Linked DNA regions of Homo sapiens: regions 1 and 2 are each linked to region 3. A link is a contact called in ENCODE Hi-C or POLR2A ChIA-PET data. All regions are on one chromosome and are shown on one strand. The core of a region is the stretch at or near the end of the contact, and the rest is flanking DNA. Distances in the headings are between cores, read along the strand shown.

Region 1 (3,252 bases), core at 63-2,562, 41 kb before region 3:
ACTTAAAACAGAGATAATGCTTTGAGTGCTTAAGGAATTTCTTATGCTAGTTTGGATGGCTCTAAATGGAGTTTTTCTGACTAACAAGGCTGACAACTTTCTGAACAATATTTAAACTTGGAATAGTAGACTTGGACGGATAGTAAAGAAGAGAGAGAAAAAGACAGGTTATCAATGTTGTAATCTTAGGGAAGGGGCCTCAATTGAGAATTTTCCAAATTGATGCCCCATATGTGACAGTGTTCAGAGAAATTCAACATTAGCCATTTATATGGGTTGTGATCCTTTCCTACTGTGCCAGAACCTTCAAAACTGTCACTTTGAGTTCCAGAAGAGTCCTTCAGCATCTTTACTCTTGTGTTATTATTTCCCACACAATCTATTGCTTATCCTGTGATGAAAGATTCTTTTATTAACAGTTACTAAAGAGCTGTCAAACTCTGATTACTTCTAAGATTAAAAAAGATAATAAAAATAAATTTAACAAAGAAAAGTTAGGAAAAAACCAATTTCAAAACTAAACTTTTAGGCACTATTAAGGTCTTCTGCTTAGTAAGGATAGTCTATGATGGAGCAGCTAGTATGTTCTAATCCATCCTCCAATGTCCAAGTTGGCCTAGCTTGTTTCAAAATAAACCTTTCACTTCACTGGTTTTCAGTGTTTATTGCACTGTTCCCTATCTGTCATCTTAAAGGACTTTACCACATGCATAGCCTTCCTCTTTGGTTAGCCTGATCTAGGTTTCACCCAGGGATGGAGAAGCATAATCAGGCTGAAAAGTAATTCCAATATGGACAAGGCTATGTGTTTTTGAAAGGAGCACATCCTACTGCCCTCTGCCACACTAAAATGTGCACAAGCAAGGGGCTTTGTGGAGGAGGCCAAGGCAAAGACTTCTACATCATATCAATTGGCTTCTTCACTGTTAAAACTCTTACTGAGAGCTCAGTCAGAAACAAGATTGGGTAAACTTTTTCTTAAATGTTCTTAATTGCTGTACTAACTCAGCTTCTTTACAGTAAGAAAACAGATCCTATCAGCATGGTGGTTCCTAGGCCTGATCAAGAGTTGACAGAGATTCCACAGATTCTCGCCAACCCTGCTAAGATCAAGCATGATGAAAATAACTCTGCATTTTAGTGATGCTCCTACTTCCATAATTTGCCTTTTTCTTTCCCATACGTAACACACTCTCTCCCAGCACAAGTAAGTACATTTCAGTAGTGCAATGCAGTGCAGTCATATTTAGTGCAAAAAAAAGCCCTATTATAACCCAAAGCTCAACTCTAAACAGCTCTTACAAAGGTTACCAGTGCTACGAAGGTGGGAAATTCAGTCTATCTCACACTTATGTGAGTCATCTCTTTTGTTGCTCCTGTTTGTTTCAGCTCAAAGTAGAGAAACTAGCATGCACCTATGTATTTTCTGTAAAACATTAAGCCAATAGGCAGAAAATAAAAGGAAGTAGTCTAGTTAAAATCAAGGGTATTATTTAGAAGAGGAAAACAGCTATTTAATGTAAAGGTCAGTAGTGGTTTTTACTTAATAGTTTTCATCATGTCAGATGGCTCTAATGCTAAGGGGAATGGGTTCAGAAAAAGATAAAGCTTTCCTGTTTCTTGAAACACGGTCCTAAATTTAACAGTGCTGGGCTTTTATTTTTGAATAGTGCAATCAGCTATTCCTCAAGGGCTACAGGCAGCAGCCACCTAACATAACATAAATAGGTACACTAGGAGCACTCACTTTTCTACATTGATCACTTTTTCCCTCACCTCATTAGTCTCCTATTCTTTTTTTTTTCTGACTACACATAAATACAGATATACATACACATACACAGAAATTCTCAAGGCCCCTCTCAGAATGATCAATTGAAAATTGGTACAAATAGCTCAGTGACACACTCACACAGAAGTACAATTATTAAATACAAAAGTGAATTATTACAGCAAAATTAAGAGTCTGCATTGTACCTCTTCTTGTGTTATTCCATAAGAAGAAAAAACATTCATAGTAGGATTTCTTAAGGAGCTTACTTCTTTCTAAAGATTAGTCTAGAATTAGTTTGGGATGTGGCAATATTGAGTGATTCTGGAAAAATGATTTGTATTTGATCATCCTCAGGAATCCGTTTCTTCAGTTTGTCTGGGTCTTCACCCTCCAAAGGTAAGTCTGCTTGTCTGCTCATACCCACACATGCATGCTGTAAGTCTCAAGAGAATCAAAGTGTAGTTTAAAATAGATTGTGGGAAAGGAATTAAGCATAGTGGGGTCAGCACACTCAAATTACCTTAAAATATCAAGTTACCATAGATTTTCTCTATCATATCAGCTTCTCACCTTTGTTTGCCATGATGAAGATTACTAAGACACCCTGCTTTCATCTACTCTGAAAACCATAATTCTTTCAACAATAGTGTAGGAACAATTTTAATTAGATATATGCAAATTACCCTTAATTTATATCTCAATAGGCTCCTCAGGAAAACTGAGGTTCAAATCAACGGGCCTAAAGAAGAAGTTTAGCAGCTGAAAATACCTTTGAGAATTTTCTCCTGTAAATCTACAGCTGGTTCCAAATTAAAGTTTGTCCCAAGGAGAGCAAGAGCAGAGTAACTAGCCTTTGTTTTCAAAGATTCCCCTAGTTGTGAACATGCATAAAGCACTTTGAACTACAGGAAAATCTTATCTCAAATTTGAACTATTATTTTATTTTCAGTGATCTCTCTGTACACTCCTCTCGGGCCCGGATAGCACATTAGGTATAGAAGTCAGGAGTTTCTACAATTTCTCTAGAAGTGTTTGGCAGCATGAAGAGAAATCTTTAATCACAAAGAAGTATAGTTAACTTACTAATTCTTTGAATTGTAATAATGAGAGATAGGCAAGAACAACAAGGGGTGAGTAGTGCTAACTTTCTCCGGTAACCTTGACAACTGGCTTTAGGAATCCAGACCTGTATCAAATTTGGTCCCATCACATTGTCCTGTTCCCTCTCTTTGTTTTTCTCTGTTCACTTAATTGAAATTGCAATTATTTTAAAGATTGAGCCAAGAATGTCAATTATAGCACAAAAGAAAGGTTACAAAAACGTTGTCAGGCTATCTGTTAATCGAGTTGAGTTGAAAACAGTATGCTTTCAAATGAAGTACTACAATTTCCTTTTTTAAAAAAATAGTTTCTAATTTGTTTTTTCCTTCTTTTGTGGTGGAGGGGTATAGATGGGTGAAGTACTGGCAATGCAGTGC
Region 2 (3,038 bases), core at 484-2,983, 47 kb after region 3:
GGCAGATTTGAGGTCCGGAGGAGAGGAAGGGCTCCATTTTGAGCCGCCCATTTTCTGGAGGAGAGGTGGTGGCCGCTGTGGAAAATGGCTACTCCTGGGGTGCATAGGGAGACAACTGACTTAGTGGAGGGAAGGGAAGAAATAAACTAGGGAGTCATCCAGGGACACATCGAGTTAGTGAGGGTTTTAGTTTGGATGATAACAAGCTCTTAAAACATGGCTTTGACTCATAAAAAATGTAGCTGGGATGGATGGCTACTTACAGGGTTAAAAGCAAACTGAGAGCTCTTCTATTCCCAAATCTGAATGCTGAAGTGCTGCCTAGAACAGCAAACATGTACATGCAAAATATCAAAAATACACAAAGTGGGGGTGCAGAGGAGGTGCAGGATGCACCAGTCACCTCCTTCCCCACACCCTTCAACAGCACAGAGCTCTGGCAGGGTCATCACCAGTAAAACTGGATTCTTACAAGCCATTCCACAGAGAGAAACCATCCCAGGTCCCCCATGGCTCCAGGCATCAGTGAGGACAGTTTTCATGTTCCAAAACTAATTGGACAGTAAGGAGTGTCTGTAAGAATAAAAGCGGGTGGGAATGGAGGATGGAAATAAAAGGGAAAAAAAGTGTCCTTGTTGAAAGTTTTAAATTACAGGCTCAGTAAAAAACTGGCATTCCACCACATCCGGTCTAGTTACCAAATGGAAAAATAGGGTCATTAACATGTTTATTTGAATTACATTAGTCCTTCTCTTTCATATTTAATTTATTCTGTTAGAAAAAAACACAACGCTCTGCATGCTGGTGAAAGGCAGGGGTGTAATGGATCAGGGAGCTGAAATACAATGATCTTTACCCATTATCTACCCTGCTAAGGCTTTTCAGAACTTACTAGGATCATTCAGGGATTCTTCCCTCACAAGGGAGGGAAGGGTACAGAAAGATGTAAGGTACAGATGCTACTGAGTTTGTTAAAATAATATTGAAGCACATTTAAATTAAGGAGTGGAAGGACGATTTTAATATGGAAAGTTTACAAAAAGAAGAAAAGTTTGGGATAAATGACCTCTTCTGAGACTGAATGTCCAGATGCAAGGTTGGTGCTAGGCTTACGGAACATCTCCACATGATATGGAAGTTGTAGAACATTGTGTTATTAGTATTCGGGGTATTAAAAGGCGAAGTCTGCAGGATGATCTCATGAGGCTTGCTGTCATCCACAAGAGGTCAGGGCAACTTCAGTACAAGCAAGTATAATGCAGTACATTCAGGGGAAAATGAAACAAGGTATATTTTCAGGAAGATGTCCAGAAATGACCTGGCTATCTTTGTGGCGGTGACATGGAAAGGACATAGACTTAGTATCATAAGGCCAGTCCCTGCTCTACAACTTACTAACACCATTTGCACAAGTAATTCAATCAGTTTTCCTCATCCATAAAATGGGAACATGAACAGTTACCATAGAGTTGTGAGGATCAACTGAGACAATCTATGTGAAAGTGTTCTATAAAGCACTGTACAAATGTAAGACATTTATTTTCTGAAGACAGTGGTGCCAAGTGTGAGCCAAGCAGTGTGCCAAATATCCTCAGAAATAGGATTGGAAACAAAGCAGGGAATGCTCTGACAAAGCTGAAGAGGACAAGGATCTCCCATCTCAGTGTGACTGGGTGTATCGCTCACTCAAACCTGAAGGGATTTCTCACCGGGATGCTGACCTTGGGTTCATAGACTAACTCCACAGTAGGTTGCCACCCACTCATAATGAGTCATTTAAAGTTCAAATCTTACTTCATGCTAGCGATGCTAGCACAGAGGCAAGCAGTTTTAGGCTTTTTTTGGTCACAGATTTCTGCTGCCATTGTCAAAACAGTAGCCCCAACCTCTAACTGCAACCTAGGGCAGCCAGCCCAACCTAGACTTGATTCTGGTCACTTTTAGTGGAACAAATTGGCTCAGAAAACATCGCCTTCTACTTCTTCTTTAGGATATCCAAAATGAGCAAAAACTTCAGTCTCTAGCTTTTCCTTAAGACAAGTTTCTCCCTTTGCTACAAACGGAATCACATCTTTTTGTTATGATTCTTCCTCTATGGTCCAGTTTGTTGAACATTTTGCCAGCTGTTTCTAAGCTGAACTTTGGCTTAAATACAATTGCAGTCACACTAAGATCATTCTGTTTTGAGCCCAGAGCATAGAGTGTAATTTTGATAGAGGAAGGGGAGAGTTAAATTACGATCAGCTCTAGTAAAAGGTAACGGCAACTCATGGGTGGGATACTTTCTGGATGAAGTACTTCAAAAAATAAATAAATAAAAAGAATAGGAGAACGTTCAGTATTAATTAAAATAATCATGACATAAGATGAAGATTTCTATTTATAATGATAAAATCCAGGCAAGGATATGGTAAATGTCTATAAAGAAACAAAAGGTCTGGGAAACTGACTATGGATTTCTTTTTCAAATTCTAGTATACGTGAACTGGAAGTCATCTTACTACTTTTCAAAAGAAACAATTTATGACAAACTAAAGAACTACTTTACACAGTAGGCAATCAACTTATAAAATTCATTAAAGGTCGATGACATAAATAGTATCACAAAGGTTTAGCTAAATTCATGGATAAGTCCATAGTGGGTTATTCAGAGAAACTAGGCTATCTGGAGGAAAATAACTCTAATTCTTTAAGTTAGCAACAAGGACAATTGTGTCTTATATAACAGTTTCCTGTCCCTGTGATCAGAAAATGAATGCTGAACTGAAAGGACCATAAGCCTGAACCAGAGGGGCTTTTCTTATAATCACATGCTTGTAAGAAAGTAGGGACTAACTATAGTGCTGATATTAAGCCTGCTGGGGCCAGAAGGTGCACAAATTCTTGAACCTGCAGTCACATATGTCACATTACCTAAGCTGTATTATGCCACTCCTTCTCTGCAGCAACTATTATCATCTCCATATTACAGATGAGAGAAGTAAGGATCAGGGAAGTTCAGAGACGAAAAGTAAATTAACAAAGGTCACACAGCTGGT
Region 3 (3,074 bases), core at 241-2,740:
ATACATAACAGTACATGGCCTTCAAATGTCATGCCTAGCCAATTAGCTAATCCTTTCCCAAAATAAACTTCACTGTAATATTTTTTTTTTCACTAGCATACATCCCCAGCTTAATTACTATTCTCTGGCATGTTATTTCAGTACATAAATTATCAATATGATTTTGTGTCAAAACCAACAATTTGACCAGGCATGTTGGCTCACACCTGCAATCCCAGCACTTTGGGAGGCTGAGGTAGGTGGATCACTTGAGTTTAGGAGTTTGAGACCAGCCTAGCCAACATGGTGAAACCTCGTCTCTTCTAAAAATACAAAATTAGCTGGGCATGGTGGCGCATGCCTATAATTCGAGCTACTCAGGAGGCTAAGGCAGGAGAATAATTTGAACCCTGGAGGCGGAGGTTGCAGTGAGCTGAGATCATGCCACTGCACTCCAGCCTAGGCAACAGAGTGAGACTCTGTCTCAAACAAACAAACAAACATCCCCCAACAATTTATGCAAACAACATCAGGGAAGCTAGGAAGCTCTATGAGCTATTCTCTGCCGTTCAGATATGTTCGATTGTCTTACTAGCTGAGCTTAACAGCCTTTTCTGTTTTTAAAGGACCACCATGCATGCCTCTAGTACAGCAATCTCTAACACTTAATCAACAGTTACGTCTACAGCAATACACAATAGCCAGGTCACTTTCACCCTGAGATTATACTAAAGGCTCACAATATGCTCAGAGTGTATGGAAAAGTGTCTCATTTCTTCTAAAGATCCTTAAATTCCTTGCTTTTATAGTATTATCCAACTGATTAATTAGTAGATTCATTTTTCAACTACTGTAGCCCCAAAGATACATATCGGCAGAGCCCTCCTGATTGTATTTTACCCTTGGCCTTTTCTCCTTTTAGTTTCCTCAGTTTGCACCTGTAATTTCACTTTTAGAACTTCTCTAGGCTCGGTGGCTAAACACCACACAGCACAGGCTTTATCTGATGTGCCGGCGCCTGGTGTGGTCTAAGACACACTGGTGTTTTGTTCTTGAAGTACAGGATTGATGTTCTGAAACCTAGGCTCTAACACAAAGGAGATCATTAGCTCATTTTAAGTGTCTCTTTTCTTCCCTCCCAGCCTCCTCCTACCCACCCCAATACTTCCTTAGTCCTAAGCACTGGCAGCAGATGGCAACCATATTCCAAAGCTGAGTATACATAAAATAGTGCCATGGAGAACAGAGTGGCTTCAAAGTTAGCCTTTCTATTCAAGTGGGATGGCGGGGACTTCTGGAGGAGTGAACTCATCTCTCATTCATTTAATCCTCTATTCATTCAGCCAGGAATTTGTTTTCCTACACATCCATCTACTGTCCAGCCAGTTGAGGGAGGGTGGGCATGAAGCATCTCTCTTGAGGGCCCTTCCAGCAGGAGGGCACTAAGATTTCTATGCCAAGCTCTTGTTTCCCTGGGCCAGCTCTGCCTGCTGCTGATCAAATCATGCCATTCCTGTAAGAGGAGCTTGGGAACACAGTGTGTAGGGGGTGGATTTCTCAAGAACTATCTCCTTGCTAGACTGACAGTCACATGCTGTATTCCCTAGACAAAGATTAGACCCAGGAAAAAGATGAAACAAGGAGGAGGATGTGGGGTTGCAGAAAACTGTGCAGGATGTTACAGTAACGGGAGGTGGGAGTGGGAAAACCTTTCCTTTTTGTTGTTTCAAGGTTTGCTAGAGCTTTTGCCTAATCATCTGTTTGAGCATCTTGAAAATAAGTATCTATTTCCATGGTATCTATCAAAAACAGGCACCAGATTATACTACAAAGTTGACCTGCCATATTGCTATTAGAATTAAAACATGTAGCAGCTTACATTCAAAAGAAAGCTTTTCTGTTTCCCCAGCATGAAAAGCAGAGGGTATTTGTGATACACTTTGTTTTGTAGGTCTGCTGAATGAAAAAAATAATCGGGTAAAAAATTAGTACCTATATTTTCACAAATGGGCATAATGCTTACAAATGCACTACATCATTATTTTAGCTTCATTCTCCCCACAACATTCATTTATTCATTCAACAAACATTTGCTGAGCACCTACTCCTAATTTGTGTAAGCACTTTGCTGGGTGCTAGGGATTCAGCAGTGGACAAGGTAAACAAGATTCCGCCCTCCTGAATTCTGTCACCTGGCCAAAATAAACATTTAACAAGTACGCTGCTAGAATTTTACTTGAGAAAAAGGAATAATTCATCTTACCTAGTATTTCTTCTGAATCTTTCTTAAACATATTTCTTGAAGGTCCAGACTCCTTTAACTAAGAAGTTCTATCTTAAATCTCTCTCTTTCCATTGTTATATTCATTCCTTTCTTGGTTACAATGTGGAGAGTTCAGATTGCAACTGCTATCATTTCTGGGGGGAATGGGGGTGGGACTGTAACCCTGAGAATCCTTGCTTTTCAAACTACACATATATTTTCTCTGTAAATATTGTACCATCTAATTTGCGTCTTTGGATTTTGTTGATTAGCCATCAACATGTGATTTAAGGAATACTGCATATGAGATGCAGAAATCATGACTCAGTAAGTTATTATTTTAAAGCTCTATTTTGGGATTTATACAGACTTGTGTACAGTCTAGTTTGGCTTTCAATCTAATCTGCAACTATTACTAGGAGGCTTTTAGATCAAGTTCCATACCCATGTGTCTCTGGAATTCTACAGTGAGAAGCAAAAGTGCTCAGGAGTTAAGAGAAGCAGACGTCCGAAATTATCTCCATGCATTACCAAAAACCGTGGGCACCACGGCACGGGGAAAACTTACCAGGTACAATGAGCCAGTGACTGTTACTGAATTTCTTAAGATTACACTTTTCCCAACTACTGCAGACTGCTTCAGAATAGAAGAAGGTAAGTAAGCAGGGTGATTACAAGCAATCCTCCTCGGAAGTGAAACTCACTCTTCTAAGTTTACCTCTGTTTTGAATTATTTCAGACAACTCTCATGCCATCAAGCCGACGGACTTTCAAAAAAATAAAAGATGCATTTCTTTACTTGTAAGTATTTGTCTTTGCAAAGGGCTCTCTG

What was found. A loop is a pair of places that touch in the nucleus more often than their neighbours do. ChIA-PET counts read pairs that join two places held with the same protein, here RNA polymerase II (POLR2A). Pooled maps may share reads with other maps.
Region 1: a map of Calu3 shows a loop between it and region 3 (6-fold over the local background). The contact joins two enhancer-like sites. A Hi-C loop is called at or near these places in 1 of 168 maps with a recorded cell type or tissue (Calu3), 1 of 37 single-sample maps with no recorded cell type and 1 of 50 pooled maps. POLR2A ChIA-PET finds 5 or more read pairs at or near these places in 2 of 52 experiments (activated T-cell and naive thymus-derived CD8-positive, alpha-beta T cell).
Region 2: a loop to region 3 is called in a map of right cardiac atrium, with 9 times the contacts of the local background. The contact joins two enhancer-like sites. A Hi-C loop is called at or near these places in 18 of 168 maps with a recorded cell type or tissue (A673, Caco-2, Calu3 and 14 more), 7 of 37 single-sample maps with no recorded cell type and 19 of 50 pooled maps. POLR2A ChIA-PET finds 5 or more read pairs at or near these places in 4 of 52 experiments (AG04450, OCI-LY7, PC-9 and 1 more).

What each region holds. Positions count from the first base shown.
Region 1 is chr3:114,322,704-114,325,955 of GRCh38, forward strand. It overlaps ZBTB20 (zinc finger and BTB domain containing 20), which reads right to left. Exons shown (of 12, transcript NM_001348800.3): 12 at 1-3,252. Among named protein-coding and RNA genes, the nearest start is that of MIR568, 7.8 kb to the left of the region's middle. Within about 2 kb of position 1,313, at least 2 of the 41 ENCODE cell types and tissues checked have a DNase peak (open chromatin) inside an H3K27ac peak, as active enhancers do.
Region 2 is chr3:114,410,803-114,413,840 of GRCh38, forward strand. All of the region lies in intron 7 of ZBTB20 (zinc finger and BTB domain containing 20), which reads right to left. Among named protein-coding and RNA genes, the nearest start is that of ZBTB20-AS5, 41 kb to the right of the region's middle. Within about 2 kb of position 1,734, at least 7 of the 41 ENCODE cell types and tissues checked have a DNase peak (open chromatin) inside an H3K27ac peak, as active enhancers do; they include gastrocnemius medialis, where a contact is called at or near this core.
Region 3 is chr3:114,363,986-114,367,059 of GRCh38, forward strand. All of the region lies in intron 10 of ZBTB20 (zinc finger and BTB domain containing 20), which reads right to left. ZBTB20-AS1 (ZBTB20 antisense RNA 1) reads left to right here. Exons shown (of 9, transcript NR_038993.1): 5 at 2,711-2,896; 6 at 2,982-3,074. Among named protein-coding and RNA genes, the nearest start is that of ZBTB20-AS1, 14 kb to the left of the region's middle. Within about 2 kb of position 1,491, at least 2 of the 41 ENCODE cell types and tissues checked have a DNase peak (open chromatin) inside an H3K27ac peak, as active enhancers do; they include gastrocnemius medialis, where a contact is called at or near this core.